3 separate regions of the Homo sapiens genome follow, and all the other regions are linked to region 2. The links are chromatin loops, found by intact Hi-C in ENCODE. Cell type or tissue: heart left ventricle. All regions are shown on one strand. Each heading gives the region's core, and the rest is flanking DNA. Links, peaks and the distances in the headings are about the cores only. Region 1 has its middle 44 kb from the start of ENPP5. Region 2 holds the start of RCAN2 (regulator of calcineurin 2). Region 3 has its middle 42 kb from the start of ENPP4.

Region 1 (7,816 bases), core at 5,275-7,774, 270 kb before region 2:
TCATAACTAGGAAGTAAACTTTTTTTCTCATTCATGTGTTCAGTGGAGGTCAGGTATGATTACGGAGGCTCTGATGGGCTCCCCAAATCCCATTAGGAGTCCTTACCAGGTAAGACAAGTCCTAGGAATTTGGCCTTGGGGCAATTCTGCAAATAGGGCCAGCAATAGTGATGATGATGGGCTCAATTGGCTCCAACTCTTTCTAATGCATATCTTTAACTTCCTGCCACTTCTTTTTATATTTATTGACTCTAAGCTTGAATTGCCTCTTAGACGCAGCTGGAAAGAATCCTCCCATATCCACTGTAGCCTTCATCTCTCCATGTCATCTGTTGAGGCTGTGTCATTTCTAGCTTCTCTGTTAGACTTCTTTCTGCATTCCAGAAGTGACTTAGATTTTCTAGACAGCTGTTGATATGCTTTATTGGGTTGCAGGGCTATTATATATATTTCCTTTGATGACCTTCTGTGTAATTTCCAGGAGATTTCTGGGGATTGGATGGGCAATAAATATATGTCCTTCATCTACCATTTTAAACAGAAACTCATAGACAGCAGATTTTGCCCTTCCCCCGTATTTACACATACTGCGTTGCTGATTAACTAAGGCTCTCAAACTTCTATTATCTCTTCTCCAAACTCTTCTCTTTCTCCCTGTGCATTTACATTTTTAAAACAAACAGTGACTGGGCATGGTGGCTCATACCTGTAATCCCAGCATTTTCAGAGGCTGAGGCAGGAGGATCACTTGAGCCTAGGAGTTGTCTAGCCTGGGCAACATAGTAAGACCCCATCTTTACAAATAAAATACAAAAAATTAGCCCGGTGTGGTGGTGCACACCTGTAGTGCCAGCTACCTTGGAGGGGCTGAGGTGGGAGAATCCCTTGAACCTAGGAGGTTGAGGCTTCAGTGAGCTGTGATCACACCACTGGACTCCACCCTGGGTGACAGAGTGAGGCCCTGTCTCAGTAAATAAATAAATAAATAAATAAATAAATAAATAAATAAATAAATAAATAAATACAGGACTTTACATATGTATCTATTATGTTTTCTTTTTTTTTTCCATTCCAGTGGATTCCACTGTCTTATTAAAAGCCCAAATTATTCTTTTTTTTTTATTATACTTCAAGTTTTAGGGTACATGTGCACATTGTGCAAGTTAGTTACATATGTATACATGTACCATGCTGGTGCGCTACACCCACTAACTCGTCATCTAGCATTAGGTATATCTCCAAATGCTATCCCTCCCCCCTCCCCCCACCCCACCACAGTCCCCAGAGTGTGATGTTCCCCTTCCTATGTCCATGTGATCTCATTGTTCAATTCCCACCTATGAGTGAGAATATGCGGTGTTTGGTTTTTTGTTCTTGCGAGAGTTTACTGAGAATGATGATTTCCAATTTCATCCATGTCCCTACAAAGGACATGAACTCATCATTTTTTATGGCTACATAGTATTCCATGGTGTATATGTGCCACATTTTCTTAATCCAGTCTATCATTGTTGGACATTTGGGTTGGTTCCAAGTCTTTGCTATTGTGAATAGTGCCGCAATAAACATACATGTGCATGTGTCTTTATAGCAGCAAGATTTATAGTCCTTTGGGTATATACCCAGTAATGGGATGGCTGGGTCAAATGGTATTTCTAGTTCTAGATCCCTGAGGAATCGCCACACTGAATTCCGCAATGGTTGAACTAGTTTACAGTCCCACCAACAGTGTAAAAGTGTTCCTATTTCTCCACATCCTCTCCAGCACCTGTTGTTTCCTGACTTTTTAATGATTGCCATTCTAACTGGTGTGAGATGGTATCTCATTGTGGTTTTGATTTGCATTTCTCTGATGGCCAGTGATGGTGAGCATTTTTTCATGTGTTTTTTGGTTGCATAAATGTCTTCTTTTGAGAAGTGTCTGTTCATGTCCTTCGCCCACTTTTTGATGGGGTTGTTTGTTTTATTCTTGTAAATTTGTTTGAGTTCATTGTAGATTCTGGATATTAGCCCTTTGTCAGATGAGTAGGTTGCGAAAATTTTCTCCCATTTTGTAGGTTGCCTGTTCACTCTGATGGTAGTTTCTTTTGCTGTGCAGAAGCTCTTTAGTTTAATTAGATCCCATTTGTCAATTTTGGCTTTTGTTGCCATTGCTTTTGGTGTTTTGGACATGAAGTCCTTGCCCATGCCTATGTCCTGAATGGTGATGCCTAGGTTTTCTTCTAGAGTTTTTATGGTTTTAGGTCTAACGTTTAAGTCTTTAATCCATCTTGAATTGATTTTTGTATAAGGTGTAAGGAAGGGATCCAGTTTCAGCTTTCTACATATGGCTAGCCAGTTTTCCCAGCACCATTTATGAAATAGGGAAACCTTTCCCCATTGCTTGTTTTTCTCAGGTTTGTCAAAGATCAGACAGTTGTAGATATGCGGCATTATTTCTGAGGGCTCTGTTCTGTTCCATTGATGTATATCTCTGTTTTGGTACCAGTACCATGCTGTTTTGGTTACTGTAGCCTTGTAGTATAGTTTGAAGTCAGGTAGTGTGATGCCTCCAGCTTTGTAGGCCATTACATAATGGTAAAGGGATCAATTCACCAAGAAGAGCTAACTATCCTAAATATATATGCACCCAATACAGGAGCACCCAGATTCATAAAGCAAGTCCTGAGTGACCTACAAAGAGACTTAGACTCCCACACATTAATAATGGGAGACTTTAACACCCCACTGTCAACATTAGACAGATCAACGAGACAGAAAGTCAACAAGGATACCCAGGAATTGAACTCAGCTCTGCACCAAGCAGACCTAATAGACATCTACAGAACTCTCCACCCCAAATCAACAGAATATACATTTTTTTCAGCACCACACCACACCTATTCCAAAATTGACCACATAGTTGGAAGTAAAGCTCTCCTCAGCAAATGTAAAAGAACAGAAATTATAACAAACTATCTCTCAGACCACAGTGCAATCAAACTAGAACTCAGGATTAAGAATCTCACTCAAAACCGCTCAACTACATGGAAACTGAACAACCTGCTCCTGAATGACTACTGGGTACATAACGAAATGAAGGCAGAAATAAAGATGTTCTTTGAAACCAACGAGAACAAAGACACAACATACCAGAATCTCTGGGACGCATTCAAAGCAGTGTGTAGAGGGAAATTTATACCACTAAATGCCCACAAGAGAAAGCAGGAAAGATCCAAAATTGACACCCTAACATCACAATTAAAAGAACTAGAAAAGCAAGAGCAAACACATTCAAAAGCTAGCAGAAGGCAAGAAATAACTAAAATCAGAGCAGATCTGAAGGAAATAGAGACACAAAAAAATGCTTCAAAAAATTCATGAATCCAGGAGCTGGTTTTTTGAAAGGATCAACAAAATTGATAGACCGCTAGCAAGACTAATAAAGAAAAAAAGAGAGAAGAATCAAATAGACACAATAAAAAATGATAAAGGGGATATCACCACCGATCCCACAGAAATATTATGTTTTCTTTATTTTTCAGTCAGCCACTCAGTGGAGAGTGAAGAAACCCCACTTAAGCTTGTTTGAGGAAGAGGAAAATCTGTTGCTTCAGGCATCTGAAAAGTCCAGGGGATATGAGTATCAGGTATAGTTTGGTCTAGGCACTCAAATAATAACATTAAACTCACTTCCCATCCCTCTTCTTCTCTTTCAGCATTTCAGCTCTTCTTTTCTCCTGATTGCCTTCATTCTCAGGGAAAGATTATCCACATGGCAGCTTCTGGCACTAATGCCTGTCTGAGACCATCCTGTTACTCCCAGTAAAGCTAGGAGTGGCTATTCTCAGAACACTGGTGTACTCCTGGAATAATTGCCTTTCTGGAAATCACATTGTAGCTTATTCAGAAGCACTTTTAATAGAGATATTTGGAATGACCCTGGGCGGAAGTTTATCAGAACCTGGAGCATAGCAGCAATACCTGGAGATTCTATCGAAAACAGCAAGGCCAGCACAGTGGGTAAGAATGGACTGTGGACAGGAACAGAGGAGGAAGCTCAGTCAAATGAATTGCTGGGGGAAGGAAAATTATATGCTTTGAGCACTTTTTTTTGATGGGCATTTCATACACAGAGGCAGTTAAAAGTATGTGCTCTGCAATCATAGCCCTGCTGGGGATATATTAGGCGGTTGATCTTGAGTGCTTCTTAAACTTTAAAGTACTGGGAATCAAGGGAGGATCTTGTTAAAAGGCAGATTCTGTTTCAGTAGGCCAGGGGTGGCGCTTGAGACTCTGCGTCTCTAACCAGCTCCACGGGGGATGCAGATACTCCCGGGATGCAGATGCAGATGCTGCAGTGCGTAGAACATGCTTTGAGTACCAAGGACTTAGCTTTTCTGGGCTTTAGTTGCCTTACATGTAAAATGTGGGTATCAGTGCCTTCATCATAAGAGCATAGAGAGAATTAAATAAGAATGTAAAGAACTTGGCCAGGTGCAGTGGCTCAAGCCTGTAATCGCAGCAGTTCCGGAGGCCGAGGAGGGCGGATCACCTGAAGTTGGGAGTTCAAGAGCAGCCTGACCAACATGGTGAAACCCCATTTCTTCTAAAAAATATAAAATTAGCTGGGCATGGTGGCACATGCCTGTAATCCCAGCTACTTGGGGAGGCTGAGGCAGGAAAATCTCTTGAACCTGGGAGGCGGAGGTTGCGGTGAGCTGAGATCACACCATTGCACTCCAGCCTGGGCAACAAGAACAAAAGTCCGTCTCAAAAAAAAAAAAAAAAAAAAGAATGTAAAGAACTTTTAAGAGCTCTTGACACGGTGTAAGCACTCAAAAAATGCTGACTATTCTTTCTGAAGAATGGAAACAGTGAAGGTGCCATCATGAAGACTGAGGGTACAAATGCCAGGTGCTCTGTGTGGGGCCTGATGCATAAAGAGCTCTGGGTGAGGACTTCCTATGTACCCAGCACTTGATACTCTTTCTCATTCAATCCCTCCTAACTCTCTGAGACAGATACTATCATCCTTTACTTTTGATAAATGTGGAAACCAAAACTTAGGTTTAAAAAAACTGTCCAAGACCACAAGTTTACCAAGCAGCAGAGCTGGGGTTTAAACCTAGGTCTTGTGGCAGCAAAACTTGTGAATGTAGTTATTAACCGGCCCTCCAATAATAATTGTTACTGTTATTATCTTATTAAGTCCTCATGACAAAAGTGGATTTTTATGCCCATTTTACAGGAGAGGAAACTGAGTTGTAGGGACTATAGTAACTTGTCTAAAGTCGCTTGCACAATCTTCATCCCTTTCTCATATACAAGGTTGACAGGGAGGTGGTGACATCTTTTGAGGTGGCCTGAGGGTGGCACATGGGCCAGAATTTGGGTTCTACCCTCCCTGTTATAGACCCGTGTTTTTCATGAAGGCTCCTGACAACAGCTGAACAGGCATCCATTGTCCTCCTCACTCCACAGGGATGGTTGAGAGAAGCCCTCCTTTCTCCACTGAGGAACTTTGTGCCAAGTCACCTGCACGTCTACCCTACCTACCCCTGACCTGAACTCAGCAGGACAGCACAAAGAAAGCATGAAGAACTTTGCTGCACTGCTTTTGGAAAATATGCTAACCCCTAGCATAACCAATCCATCTTAAGAATGAAACAGCAGCGATTGATGGAAAAGAGTTGTACAATTCCGGGGCGCTCAAAGTGATGGAAGAAGCTATTGAGGATGATGTAAGTGTCAGGTTAGTTTTTCTAGGACTTAGACTCTGAGAGGGAGATGTACATGCAGGAGGTTTACTAGGGAGACTTTAGAGTCCTTACCTGTTGGGGATAAAGGCAGAGTTGAACTGAAATACCGGGCCTCAGCCTATCCCACAGGGATAGCTCTGGAGCTGGAGTGGCCCAAGGGAAGGCCTTCCTTGACTAGTCACTGGATGCAGGCTGTCCCTGAGGAGGGTGAGACCTTGGGTGGGGAGCATCTCTCCAGCTGAGTGCAATGCCTGGCCACTCAGCAGCGAGTCATGACCCACCAACCTTCCTAACATCTGGGGGCATGAGTGTTTCCACTCTGAAGTGGGGAGCTGGGACTCTGAAGTGGGGAGCTGGGACTCTGAAGTGGGGAACTGGGACTACAGCATCCACAACAGCACATCAGATGGATTATCAAGGTGTTGAACTTGGCAGCTTTGTACGGAAACTATAAATCTTGTTTTAAGAATAAAATACCCTACTGGCAAATCCAAAGATTGTTTGGGGAACAGTAATGATTTTCCTAATGATAGCAACTAGTCAAGGAGGCCCCATAGTCCTGTCCAACCCTAAAAGTTTTCTAACTCAATTATTGGTTGAGAATGGAAAATAACACAAAAGCACCAAGGAGGTATTGTGGATGAATTTTTTAGCACAAAGTGTTTCATCCATTTCTGCCTATTTTGGATTTCCTATTTCCAACCTGTACCAAATGTGCTTGCGTACACATACACACGACTAACCTTAAATATGGCTTCCTTTTAGAGACATAAAAAGCTCATGAATCAACTCCAAAAACATTTGCCCAGACTTTCTTTGAAAGGTGCAGATGAATGAGCTTGACAGAAAACTTTTTGCTTGAAATTTTCCCTTTCTCAGATTGCATAAATTTAAGGGGAAAGGCTGCCAAATGTTCAATGACGCTCAGCGTGGTGGCTTCTGGCAGGGACACTCTGTACCAGCAGCTAAATGAATGTTTCCCTGAATCACTGACTGACTTATCATCCTTTATCACCTGCTCTGTTCCCCTTTTTCTGCATTGAGGCTTTCTAAATGACGTGGGGAGGGGAAGTAAAAAAAAACTTTAGAACCACAAGACACTGCATATTGATGTTGGATATTGAGAATTCTTCTGGTGTTAATAGATAGGATTGCAGTGAGGAGCACGAGGCTATCAAAAGCTATCTTCAAGCCTAATGTGGGCAAGACCCGTCAAGCCCCAGTGCTACAGAGGATCTGGACATTTTGGGCTGTAGCTTTGTATTAGGAAACTTCTTGTTTGTGTTAGGATTTACCAATGAATTGGGTCATATAATTCCCTTTTTGAAACCCTTAAAATGAACTCAAACCCCCTAGCCTGGCCTATTAATAATAGGTTCTACTGAGCCTGCCTTCCTCCGCCACCTGCCTTCCAACCTCATCCTAAACTGTGCTCACCCTCACTCCCTGTGCCTCAGCCATACCAACAAAATCCTTCAGGCTCCTCCAACACGACAAGACAAGGCCTTTCCAGAGTCACAGCCTTCAGCCCTGCTGCCTGGAATGCTTTTCTCGCAGCATTTCCATGGCCAGTGCCTCCAGGTCGGCTTAAATGTTACCTCTTTAGAGAGGCCTTCCCTGACTATGATCCTCCACTTTTATTCTCTATTCTCATAGAGTACTTTTGGTTTTCTTCACTGTACTTACCTATGAGAATTTGTGGCCATTATTTGCTTGTTTATTTCTTATCTCTTTTCCATGCTAGACTCCACTCCCTGAAATGGCAGGGACAAAAGCTACCTTGTTCACCACTGAAAACCCAGTGTCAGGCACACAGTTTGTTACTTGAATGAACAGTGTTTCACCCAGAGCCTAAGTCCTGTGCTCTCTCATTTAAAAAGGAACACTTATTTATAGATTTTTAAATGAAGGCTTTGAAAATATGGAAATATCTCACAGACATGAGATGGGAGACGTACGTTTTTAGTATGAGGACATTCTAAACCCCCATCACAACTAATGGCTCCTTCTTCTCTGTCCTCAGGGAGAACAGCTTTTGTTTTAGTTGAGGTATAACTTACTGTAGTATATGGCAC
Region 2 (7,816 bases), core at 2,414-4,913:
GTATGTAGTAAGCACTGAATAAATGTTAGATATTATCATTATCATTATTATCACTGTTACCACTAGTAGTAGTTCAAATAACTGAGTTCATACTACCACTTTTGGGGATAAAGGTAGAAACAACTTCCTGCTATTAAGTTTGTCTCTCCTTCTTCTCTAAAAGCAACCTTACACAGTCTCAGAAATGAAGAGAAGTAAGATCAGTAGAAGGTTAGCACCAGAAATGAAGAAATTACATTTGAAAATAAAAGTGCCTACTGAACATTTTCATTTGGTTGTTCAAAATAAAAATTCTCCATCTTTCTCAAGTCTCCTCTTATTTACTCCCTCAGTTAAAAGCCTGACCATCCTCTAGACATCTAAGCTTCTCCTTCCATACCACCATCCACTTGGTGACCAATGCTACCGATCCTCCCCCTGAAATGGCTCTGTATAGATCTCTTCTCTTTCCTCCAGGCCATCTGGTTCAGGCACATTTCATAAGTTTTCTGGTTTTTGTTTTGTTTTGGTCTGTGCCACTCCAATGGTCTAAAGTCTCCTCATTCCTTTTTGCAACCCCACCTCCTCACACCTCCACAGTCACTTTTGCAAAATGTAAGTTAGATGAAATCATTCCTACCATTAAGGGCCACATGGTTTCTCCTCCTTAGCAGGGTATATTCACAATCCAGCTTCAGTGAAACCTTTCTAAACATTCCTGTCTTCCCTCAGAACATGTAGGTGTCCTCTGAATGTGACCTTTCTGCCATGTGTGTATGCTGTTCCTTCAGTGTGGAATACCCAGCCCCTTCTCTAGACAACTCCTACCACCTATTGGGATCCAGACCAAATGTAAACTCTTCTTTAAACTCTTCCAGATTCCCTCCACTCTTTCTTCTGTTGGCTCCCATTAAACTTGTTTCTGTCTTCATTAAACACTCATGATGTTGAATCATTACCATTTATTTTCTTCTCCTTTTCTGCTAAATTGATTTCTGGGAGGCATGGGCCTCATTCTTTTAGCCTCTGGCACAGGACCTACAAAGCACACAGGAGGTGCTCAACAAATAATTATTGAATTGATCGAGTGGATGCTACAGAACGTAAAATAGGAAAATGAGACCTCGGTGATTGTCAATGTTAGTCTCAATAAAAAGAATTTGTGATATGTATGACTGTCTGCAAATGATTACACAAGTGGTTTTTAACACCGTGATGTGCACTTACAAATGAGAAAGCTCTCGAGTTCCCACTTCTGTCTGTTACACGTTCATCACTGGAGAAAGAGTCATGCCCTCCCAAATTTAGGTGAGTTCTGGAGGACCTGCACACACTAAGCATTTTGAGAGCTCTCAGAATCATGTAGCTTTAGATGAGAACACTTTTCCCTCACAAAATTCTATGGACTGGACTCAGGTAGTAGATGCTCAGTAAATGCTGATTTGATTTGCAGTGGATTTGAATGCAAAGTGCAACTCACATTTTAGACTAATTGAACTCAATGGCTGATCATACTTAATATAATAGCTCTAAGGCTAAAGAAAATCAATGACTACACTGAAAAGCAGCCAAATGCTCACTCTCCTGCCTAGTTGACAGTCAATGCTGACCTGCCTCTTGATCCTTTCCAGCTTTTGGGTATTTCCAACTTCACTGTGCCCCCAGAATGCAGAGGCCGGTTAGCAAGTGTTGCGTGGTACCTTGTGGTACATTTGTTCTTCGTTTTGAAGTGATGTAATAAAGGATAACAAAGGTGTGAAACTTGAGTTGCACTGTTAAAGTTGTCCTACATTTCCTAAAGCCTCCCCTCTGCATGATAAGTTGAGTGAAATTCTGGCTGAAGGGAGAGAGAAGTGTGAGCTGGAATGCTGTGACATCCCTTCATCTCCAATTGTGGAAAACTGTGGGAATGCATATTAAAGGAACCCCAGAAACTTTTGTTTTTACTAAACTGAGACTTAAAAAAACTTCATTTGGCAGTTGAACACCTCTATCCCATTGTAAGAAACAGGAAAGATTCAAAGCATGCATTCTGCTATAATTCATTTTGGGATAAGAAATAGGCAGAAGTACCTCGAAGAATAAATCATTAACTAAAAGGCAAACCGAGGCACCCTGGAAACCAGCGAGACCTGGAGGCGGCCGAGGGATCAGGCGGCTGGGATTTGCCTGTTCCCTCTGGTGACTTCTGGAGCGAAGCATCCCACAGGCAGGACGAACCCGGCACACTGCGCTCCGCTCCATTTCACTTTTCAAACTTGAAGTTATTTTTAGATGACCCAAGGCCGCTAATCCCAAGCAGGACAATTCTCAGCCCGCTGCACCTCAGTGCACCTACCCCCTCCCCAGCCTCTGCATTGGGAAGAAGGGATCTCTCGATCTTCTTTGCTCTCTGCATCCAGTTAGTCTCTTCTAGACCCTCTCTAAGCCTCAGTCCCGGGGATCACAGGCGTCATCCTCGCTCCTTCACTTATGCACCTGCTGCTGCTTCCAGGAAGGCAAACCCCCGGGCCACGGGCAGTGGGGAAGGGGCTCCTTTGGACCCGCGCCCCCTAGAGGGGGGTCGCGGGAGATCTCCGTCCCCACGGCCGCAGCCGGGACTGACCACAGATCTGGAGACAAACCCCACCCCCGCCACTGCCCCCACCCCCGCCACCGCCCCCGCCCCCGCCCCCGCCCCCGCCCTGCACCCAGACCCGGCCCGGAGACCAGATCCCCGCCGCGGACCCCCGGCACGACCCCGGGGCTGCTGTCAGCCCCGGCGGGACGGGGTGCCTGGGCGAGCCTGGCCGGCGCGGTTACATAACCGACCTGCTGGGCGTCCGCGATGCGCCGGCGGAGGCGGAGGCGGAGGCGGCGGCTGGGGCGTCTACGGGGGCCAGCTGCTAGCGCGCGGCGCTGCCTGCTCACCTGCCCGCCGGTGCGAGCGCGTGGGGGCGGCGCGGTGCCCGCGGGCCTTTGCGTGGGGCCGTACGCGGCGCGGCGCGCCCCGCCTCCCTCTCTCTGCCGCCGTGGGTCAGTGGGATTCTGCCTGCTGCCCGCTCCTCCCCGCAACCTCCGCCGCCGTCACCCGGGACAAAGCGGCTCCAGGGAGGGGCTGAGCCGGCGGCTCTCGCAGGAGCCGGCGGAGATGGGCGCGTCCCCAGCTCCGACTCATCGGGCCAACCTCCAATCAGACCCAGGGAAACCGAAAGCCCCTGTCTGGCCTCTTCTCATCTCCTCCCTCCTGACCCGGCGCCCTCCCCAGTCCCCTACCCACCGCACCTCCGGGGCTCTCACCCTGCCCTCAGCCCCGCACCCCCTCCTTTCCACTTCAGGTGCCCGGGAGGGCGCAGGAGCCTCCGGGCACCTGGCGTGGGAGCCTGGCTGCAGGAGTCCCGGCCTCAGCGGGAAGAGGCTCCTCGGGGTCCCATACTAAGCTGAGGGTGAGGGGGCAGCGACAGCCCAGAAGAAATGGTCAGAGAAGCAAACTGTGGTGGGGGAGTACTGGGAGAAAGACTCTTCTTACCAGATGTCTGAGCCCCCCGACTCTGGCTAACTGAGGAAATGTCGGGGAGCCCCTGGATGGTCCTCCCGGGCTTCTGCGCTTGGTGGGCGCTGGCGCCCTCTGGCTGGAGCCCTGCGCCCGGCCCAGCCCAGGCCGCTGAGGGTGCCCTGCGCGGGCTTCACAGCTTTGCCAGGATTTGCAGCCATCAGACCTGAGGACAGAAGGGTTCGGGCTGCAAGGAATCCTATTGTGTGAGAGCCATGACACAGTGAGTGGGAGGTTGGTATCCTACAGCAAACGGGACTGAAGGTGAATCGCAATCTAGGGTAGATCTGTTGCTCAACAAAGTTAACCCCAGTAGAAGTCTCTGCTTTACGGAATAAAGCAACTCAAATGGGTAAGGAAGCCTGTGGCTTACGGGTGGCACAGATAGGAACAGGACTGAGTCTCATGGCAAGAGAATGTGAATTATGCAAAAGATCATAGGAGAGTGCGGGAAATTAAAGGAAGGAGGTGTGCAGACCAATCTGAGGGAGGGAGTGAATAACATTTAAATCAGGTTTGTGTTCTGTCATCTTTCGAATTGCTGCATAAATAAGCCGTTTTCTTTTTGCTTTTTATGCCTTTTGATTTTCTGATAACAATATTACGATTGCACTGAAGCAGTCCATTCACAATCATTCTTCACTTACCCACACTACGTTGTTTTTTTCCAAAGTTGACATACAATCACGTTTTGTTTGTTTTCAACAAAAAAAGGTAGACGAGACGTTGGCTCTTCTCTCTGATTAATCTGCATTAACATAAACACAATTTCAGAATTGAAAATGACCTTAGGCTTCCCCTCGTTCAGCCTTCCCCTGGATGCATAAATCTGTAATTAGTCGTTGATTTAGATAATTGCCATTTGGGTTAGAATTGTCTGAAAGGGCATTCTTAAGTTGAGCAAAAACTTGCCTCCCTTTAATCATTAGTTCTCCCTTACTTTTTGAAGCCAAAGAAACCAAGTCAAATTCCTCTTCTAACTATCTTTAAAATATGTAAAAATAGCTAGCATGTCTAATGCACTCCAGGATCCCCTTTCTTTCCAAGTAAAGCATCCCCAACCCTTTAAACAAAATCTCACTTATTATTAGTGAGTACTTCCTAGAATCTTCGTCAAACTGATGACTTTCATCTTAACAGGGACTATTTATTATTTTGTGAATATACATTTACAAATAAAATTTTCAGCTTATAGAAGCAATATATTCATTGCAGAAATTTTGAAAAGTTGGAAAAACACAGGATTTAATCTGAGAACTAAATGAGGTAATACATGTAAAACACCTAAGCACAGTGCCTGGCACACAGTGATACTCAATATATGTTAGCTGTTACCAAAATCAACATAGCCATTTTCCTAACACCAAATATAGATATTGTTACTTTTCTAGATGCTGTTTCTGAGTTCTCATAGCCACATATTCCTCCTTCTACTGCTAAGAGAAATTCTGTGTTTGTCAGTTTGTGTGAAGAAGGAAGCATAATAAATGAGGAAAAAAATGAAAAGTGACAAACAGCCTCATGTTGTTTACCTTGAGAAGAACAAAATGTTACTAGCAAAACAAATGTTAATGGCAAGAAGAAAATACAGAGAGAAAAAGAGTTTATGGGATGGGGTCTGAGCTTGAAGAGGATTTTGGAGAGCAGGAGTGAGGCTAAAGGGTAGCTAATGTTAAGGATGGTGGTAAATAAGATCAGAATTTTGGTTTGCTAACATTTATTGAGCATTTAGTATATGCCACGCTCCAAGCCAATGAATTTTTATACATTAATTCATTTCACTTTCATGGCAACTCTATTAGATAGGTACTATAATTAACCTATAGTAAAGAAAGCACAGAAAGATTAAATAAATGACTTGCTGAAGCTAACAAGTGGAAAGCTGAATTCACACCTAGACAACCTGGCTTTGGAGTCCCCACTAGACTAGACTGCCTCTCAATGGTTGTATGTGACATTATAAATATAAACTTTTAGGTTCACAGGAAAGTTGAGCAGAAAGAACAGAAAACTCCCATATACTGCCTGCCCCCACATATGCATAGTCTCCCTGACTATCAAAGTCTGACACAGGAGTAATACAATGAATAAAGCTACATGAACACAACATTATCAACCAAAGTCCGTAGTTTACAGATCCACTCTTGGTGGTGTACTTTTTTGAGTTTAGACAAGTGTATAATGACCTATATCCACCATTATAGTTTCACACAGAATAGCTTCACTGCCTTAAAACTCCTCTGTGCTCTGCCTATTCATTCTATCCTCCCCACTAAGCTCTGGCAACCACTGAATTTCTAATTGTCCCCATAGTTTTGCCTTTTCCAGAATGTCATATAAGTGAATGTCATTTCAGATTGGCTTCTTTCACTTAATATGGATGTAAGTTTCCCTGTCTTTTCATGGCTCAAATAACTCATTTCTTTTTAGCACTGAATAATATTTCATTGTCTGGATATACCACAGTTTATTTGTTCATTCACCTGTTGGAGGACAACTTGATTGCTTCCAAGTTTTGACAATAAGTAAAAAGTTGCTCTAAGTATTCATGTGCAAGTTTTTGTGTGAATGTAAGCTTTCAACTTGTTTGGGTAAATATCAAAGAGTGTGATTGATAGATCATATAGTAGGTTTAATTTTGTAAGAAACTGACAAACTCTGCTGAAGGGGCTATACCATTTTGCATTGCCACCAGCAATGAATGAGACTTCCTGTTACTCCACATCCTCACCAGCATTTGGTGTTGACAGTGTTTGGGATTTCCACCATTCTAATTGGCATCTCATTATTTTGATTTGTAGCTGCCTATTGACATGATGTTGAGAATTTTTATATGCTTATTTGCCATTTGTCAAACTTATATGCTTAAAGCCATTTGCGGTGCCTTATTTGCCATCTTCTTTGGTGAGGCGTCAGTTCAGATCTTTTGCCCATTTTTTAATCAGATTATTTTCTTATGTTGCTTTTCTTGTTTTCTATTGGTAAGAGTTATTTTTGTATTTTGAATAAGAGTTCTTTATTAGATATGTCTTTTATAAATATTTTCTCCTACCTGGTACTTGTCTTCTCATTCTCTTGACAGTGTCTTTCGCAGAGCAGTTTTTAGTTATTTACTTATTATTTTTTTGAGGTGGAATCTCGCTTTGTCACCCAGGCTGGAGTGCAGTGGCATGATCTTGGCTCACTGCAACCTCCGCCTTCTGGGTTCAAGCAATTCTTCTGCCTCAGCCTCCCAAGTAGCTGGGACTACAGGCACGCACCACTGCGCCTGGCTAATTTTTGTATTTTTAGTAGAGACAATGTTCCACCATATTGGCAAGGCTGGTCTTGAACTCCTGACCTCGTGGTTCACCCGCCTCAGCCTCCCAAAGTGCTGGGATTACAGGCGTGAGCCACTGTGCCCCACCTGTTTTTATTTTTAATAAAGTCCAGCTTATCAATTTTTTATAGATTTTACCTTTTGCACTGTTTCTAAAAAGTTATCACCAAACCCAAGGTTATCTAGATTTTCTTCCATGTTATCTTCTAGGAGTTTTATGGTTTAGAATTTTATATCTTGGTCTATTCTCTATTGTGAGTTAATTTTCTTGAAGGTTATAAGGTCTGTGCCTGGATTCTCTTTTTTTTCCTGCATGCGGGTATCCTCTTGTTCCAGAACTATATATTGAAAAGATGATCTTTTCTCTGTTGTATTGTGTTTGGCCTTCATCAAAGATAAGTTGACTATATATTTGTGTGGGTCTATTTCTGGGCTCTGTATTCTGTTCCACTGATGTATTTGTTTGTCCTTTCACTCAGACCACACTCTCTTGATTACTGTAGCTTTACAATAAATCTTAAAGTCAAGCTGGTTTGGTCCTCTGACATTGTTCTTCTCCTTCAATATTTTATTGACTACTCCAGATCTTTTGCCTTCCCATATAAACTCTAGAATCATTTTGTCAACATCCACAAAATAATGCCATTTAGACTGGGATGCCATTTAATCTACAGATCAAGGTGGGAATAACTGACATCTTGAGCACACTGAGTCTTCCTATATATAAATATGGGATATCCCTCCATTTATTTAGTTCTTCTCTGATTCCTTTTATTAGAGCTTTGTAAGTTCACTTACAGAGATATTGTAAATATTTTATTGAATTTATGCCTAAGTATTTAATTTTTTTGGCTTTTGCTTATGTTTTAATTGGTCTGTCTTTTTCGTGTAGGGTTGTAAGAGTCCTTTAGGAATTTTGGATATTAACTTGTCTCAAATATATGATTTACAAATATTTTCTCCCATTCTGTGAGTTATCTTTTCCG
Region 3 (5,083 bases), core at 1-2,500, 410 kb before region 2:
TCAGCTGCAGGTCTGTTGGAGTTTGCTAGAGGTCCACTCCAGACCCTGTTTGCCTGGGTATCAGCAGTGGTGGCTGCAGAACAGCAGATTTTCGTGAACCACAAATGCTGCTGTCTGATCGTTCCTCTGGAAGTTTTGTCTCAGAGGAGTACCTGGCCATGTGAGGTGTCAGTCTGCCCCTACTGGGGGGTGCCTCCCAGTTAGGCTGCCCACTTGAGGAGGCAGTCTGCCCGTTCTCAGATCTCCAGCTGCGTGCTGGGAGAACCACTGCTCTCTTCAAAGGGACATTTAAGTCTGCAGAGGTTACTGCAGTCTTTTTGTTTGTCTGTGCCCTGCCCCCAGAGGTGGAGCCTACAGAGGCAGGCAGGACTCCTTGAGCTGTGGTGGGCTCCACCCAGTTCAAGTTTCCCGGCTGCTTTGTTTACCTAAGCAAGCCTGGGCAATGGCGGGTGCCCCTCCCCCAGCCTCGCTGCTGCCTTCCAGTTTGATCTCAGACTGCTGTGCTAGCAATCAGTGAGACTCCGTGGGCGTAGGACCCTCCGAGCCATGTGTGGGATATAACCTCCTGGTGCGCCGTTTTTTAAGCCCGTTGGAAAAGCGCAGTATTAGGGTGGGAGTGACCCGATTTTCCAGGTGCCATCTGTTACCCCTTTCTTTGACTAGGAAAGGGAACTCCCTGACCCTTTGCGCTTCCTGAGTGAGGCAATGCCTCGCCCTGCTTCGGCTCGTGCACGGTGCACTGCACCCAGTGTCCTGTGCCCACTGTCTGGCACTCCCTAGTGAGATGAACCCGGTACCTCAGATGGAAATGCAGAAATCACCCGTCTTCTGCGTCACTCACGCTGGGAGCTGTAGACCGGAGCTGTTGCTATTCGGCCATCTTGGCTGCCCTTCGTGAATGTCTTAAGTGATAGATAAGTGGACAATTAGAGTGGAAGAGGGAAGTTAAGTTGTGAAGTATGATGCAGAGTTGAGAATTCTTAATGATGGAGAGTAATCCTGATTGGATGGAGTGTGTGGATTGTGGGAAAAGTAGAGAAGAGGACAGTACTGGGCTAGACTGTGGATGGCCTTGAATGCTAAGATCAGAAATCTGAATTTTATGCTCATAGGATGATACTGAAAATGAGCAGCCACATAACACAGATAGCAGTTCAATCCACAACCATTTAAATTCCAGCTGGATTCCAGACAAAGACAGATGCTCACAGAAAACCATTTCTAGTAGCTGGTATTGCTTATTGGAGCAACTTGGTCCACTGGCACATCGTAGCATGATATCCCCCATTTTGATATGGGCACAGGGAGGGAACTGTGTGTAAGCCACCTGATAATGTCAGATGGTTTGGCAGAGTCATTTCAGTCACTGTGCACATGCCACTCTCCCATCTACCTCTCCTGGCATTCTCTCTTCCTTAGAGTTCCATCAAATGCCATTCACAGCCAGTCATTGAGTGGCCTTGGTTTTCATAACCCTCATCTCACAACCTTCTGAATTTTATTCTTCACAATGCTGTCTCTGCCATCCTAGCTCACCATACACATCTCTTCATAAATGCTTACTTGCATATGATCCCCAAATTTCACCATACTTTCTTGCTTCTCAAATTGAACATGGTCATCCATATTTTGCCTCATGATTACATTGGTTGGCCCACCTCAGTGCTGTCTATTTTAGATTATACAATCTGGAAGAGGTCCTAGAGGAGCTTGGGTAAAATTCATCTATGTTGTTTTATTACTTAGAGGAGATGAGGAAGGAAAACACAAAAGGGGACATTAAATATTGCAAAACTGAGACAGATGGAATCTTCTTCACTGAAACCATCTTGTTTGATAGGTTTATTTAAATAAACTTAATAAAGAAATTGAGCACCCAAACACCACCATTACACCAAAACAATATGATAGGATGAACTAAATACCCTCAAGCTTTGAGGCAGGGCTTCCCCTGCTTCATCCTCTCCCTGCCCCTACTGCTCTGCCCTGGCACTGTCATCTTACTTAGGTTGGGACCCAACCCCAGCACCTGACTCTCAGAAATGACCTTCACCTGGCCCAAGTCCTTCCTTATTCACGGTGGGTCTAGTTTCTTCCCTTCTCATCCCCTCTCTGCGGACTCCATCATGACCAAATCCTCCTTGTCTGACCACTTTAGTAGCTCTCTAACACTTCTCTAGAACCTCCAGTATAGAAGAGAAACATCTCAAAGCAGATGAACCTGCTGATACCTGATATCCAAATACTGAGGAGCCCAGATAGCCAACTTCAAAGAGGGAAAGAGAGAGTGGGCATCCTCTGAGTCAGGGTGTTGCAGATAAAGACAATGCTACATTTTGATGAGTTTCGAAGGAACTGGTGTTAATGCTAAGTGTACTAAATAACTAATGAAGAATAAACGAGCTGCATATTTGTCATCACTATCATTCTGCCTAAAGGAAATGTGCTTTCTGCTATGGCCAATTTGAGTCCATTGAGCTTTCTCACCCCAGGTTCTTTTTAATTATGTTTCTCTACCTTTGACAGTTTTATTTTGTGATTTGAAGGGTTTTGGGATTTTATCATTTAGGGATTTTCTTCTCCAAAGACATCTGGGAAGTTTGGTCTTATATTATAAAACCAAAGCAAACTCTATCAGCGTACTCTCTCGCTCTCTTTCTGTGTGTGTGTGTGTGTGTGTGTGTGTGTGTGTGACACTGTATAATATATACTTCTCAATATAGTATATATTATAAAAATTGTTACTCTGAACCATCCAGGAAAGATAAAGAAAGTACTTAAGGCTTTGGAAATACCACTTGACTCCTATAATTTCACTGGTATGGGGACACATGCCCCAAATTATCTGTCCCTTCATACTTCAGTTTTATAGTACTCCACAAGAAACACACATTTAGCTTGAAATATATACACAGCTGTCATTTTGAATTTCTTGGATTCCTGTGTAGTGTCAAAGATGTATGTATTTTATATCAAGAAGATTTCTTTCTGATTATGAAGATAGTTTATGTTTACTATAGAAAAAGATAAGAAAAATAATCTGCATTTCCACTACCCAAAGATAATTATGTTAACATTCTCTAACTCCTTTTCTACCCATAAGTATCTATATTTTTAAAATTGAAATCATGTACATTTTTATTCTTTTTTAAAAAGAAAGAAGACATTATATAATGTGTATACATTAAATTTAAGCATTTATACAAGACCAGCAAATATTTTCAAATGGTAAATACTCAAATACTAGCTAATCTCATTTGTTGATTTAGAAGATTCAAAGATATCTTTCTTTATTTTTGAGCCAAATGACTTTTTAAAAGGCAGAGGATTTTGCTTGAACAAGTGATCGTCCCAACAAATCAGGTAATAAATAAGAACATCTTCTCTCATTCTTGTCCCTATGCACTTCCCAGGCTGTGATATGGTGACTTTACAAAGCACAAAGGGTAATTAATGCTTGCAGCAGGGAAGGGCTCACTTAATGTTTTGCATGGTGCCTTAAGATTTTGTCTAATTTTCCTTTAAATTTACCTATTAATAGATACTGTACTCAATTGATCTATGCATATTTAAATTCTATTTTGGTGTTGGTTTACATTTGGGTAAGGAGTGGGTAGAAGTAGGGGACAAAGAAGGCAAATTACAGAATTGTGGCACTAGAAAAAGCAACCATCAAGGTTTTAGTGAAGTATTTATTGTTTAACAGAAGTCATGAAGATGAAGGGAGAATGAACTGCATATTGTTTTAGCAAAATGCAACATGGAGTAAGAAAAACTTTGGTGCCAAACAGATCTCAGTGTAAATGCTGCCTCTACTGCTTGCTTATGCAGGTGACCTTGGGCACAATCATCTAAATTTTCCCAGTCTTCATTTTCTTATTTGTAAAAATGAAGGTAACATGCTTCAGGAGGTTAAGGAACATTCTAGAACCCTATGCAATAATGTTTGTGGCCAGACGATTTCAGGAGGGTCCATGAACTCTCAGAAATGTTAACTATCACTGTGATTCATTCCACTTTCCCTGCCTGGATACTCACACCTCGCATGCCCATGTGGGAGGGGTAGAATTTGCTATCGGGTGACACAAATCCTTTTCTTTATTGTGGGTAGAAAGATTAAATGACATACAATATGTAAAATCTTGAAGCCTGGCAGATTACACAGGTGTGTTCAGTGACTGTTTCCTCCCCTTCTCCCACAACTAAGCCACATCAACTTTCTTATGAGTTCACAATGAAGATTCTGGAGGGGAAAAAATAATGTACGGGTAACATGAGTAATTTCAACATGTGAGCATATTAATGGAACTTAGTTCTGCTTTGTATTCCATTTATTATTATACATTTTGGGACATATTTTCTTTTAACGACGCTGATAGTTACTCTAAATCTTGATGATTACATTTTGCAGTAATTGCCACCTTCAAAAGACATTAACAGACAGTATTTTTCGTGATTTGCACAGGAATGCAGTAAGCCAGGCTGCTTTCTGCTGTTTGTAATAAGATTAGGGTGCATGTCCCCCAACAGCTGACACTAAACTTCTAGCACTAAAATTTGCTTCCATTACTTAAAAACGACAACAAAAAACGAAATATATGCTCTATAAAAAAGTAGGTCTGTAGAGTTAGAAAAATACCAGATGTCTATAATTGAAGCTGATGGCAGATAATACAATAAAAATGAACACGTTTTATATCAAAGGTAAAAACTTGAAATATCCAAGAAGGGATCAGGTGTGAAATCACCTTCAGGATTTGAAAACTCTGAATGTTTTTCTGCATGTATAATCCACCAGGTGGCACTGTTGCCTGCTTTCGGCTCCGACCCCAACGCCTCCTCCAGAGCTGAGTTTGTTTAGGTCTAGGTCAGAGCTAGTTCATAGATTCGTCAACTTGATGGGTTTTTTTTTTTTTTCCACTTCCCAATTATTTTGCTTTGAAGATAAAATGCCTCAAATTCTAAACTTATGTTAAAAATATTTGATCTATGTGTCACTTTAGTTTGGAGCTCAATTCGCCTTTTACTTATTTTTTACAGTTCATTTAACAACCCACATTTAATTTTTAAAAAATGTTTAGAT

The links. Peaks named below come from ENCODE experiments on the same cell type or tissue, not always from the same donor. Only the 100,000 strongest peaks of a DNase experiment are listed, where the experiment ranks them.
Region 1: it touches region 2 in a loop (4-fold over the local background); 28 of 110 quality-filtered maps call a loop at or near these places.
Region 3: a loop joins it to region 2, with 13 times the contacts of the local background. A loop is called at or near these places in 18 of 110 quality-filtered maps.

The regions. Positions count from the first base shown.
Region 1 is chr6:46,211,119-46,218,934 of GRCh38, forward strand. No RefSeq gene overlaps it. Among named protein-coding and RNA genes, the nearest start is that of ENPP5, 44 kb to the left of the region's middle. In heart left ventricle, for the core only: no CTCF peak of the experiment used is centred there; no DNase peak of the experiment used is centred there; H3K27ac peaks cover 640 bases.
Region 2 is chr6:46,488,383-46,496,198 of GRCh38, forward strand. It overlaps RCAN2 (regulator of calcineurin 2), which reads right to left and starts at 3,067. Exons shown (of 5, transcript NM_001251974.2): 1 at 2,791-3,067. It overlaps RCAN2-DT (RCAN2 divergent transcript), which reads left to right and starts at 3,670. Exons shown (of 3, transcript NR_125837.1): 1 at 3,670-3,745. RefSeq lists silencers at 3,030-3,119, 3,630-3,689. In heart left ventricle, for the core only: CTCF peaks have their summits at 2,467 and 3,596; DNase peaks (open chromatin) are centred at 2,529, 3,089 and 3,619; H3K4me3 peaks cover 2,482 bases; H3K27ac peaks cover 2,500 bases.
Region 3 is chr6:46,085,503-46,090,585 of GRCh38, forward strand. It overlaps a transcript of CLIC5 not described here. Among named protein-coding and RNA genes, the nearest start is that of ENPP4, 42 kb to the right of the region's middle. In heart left ventricle, for the core only: no CTCF peak of the experiment used is centred there; no DNase peak of the experiment used is centred there.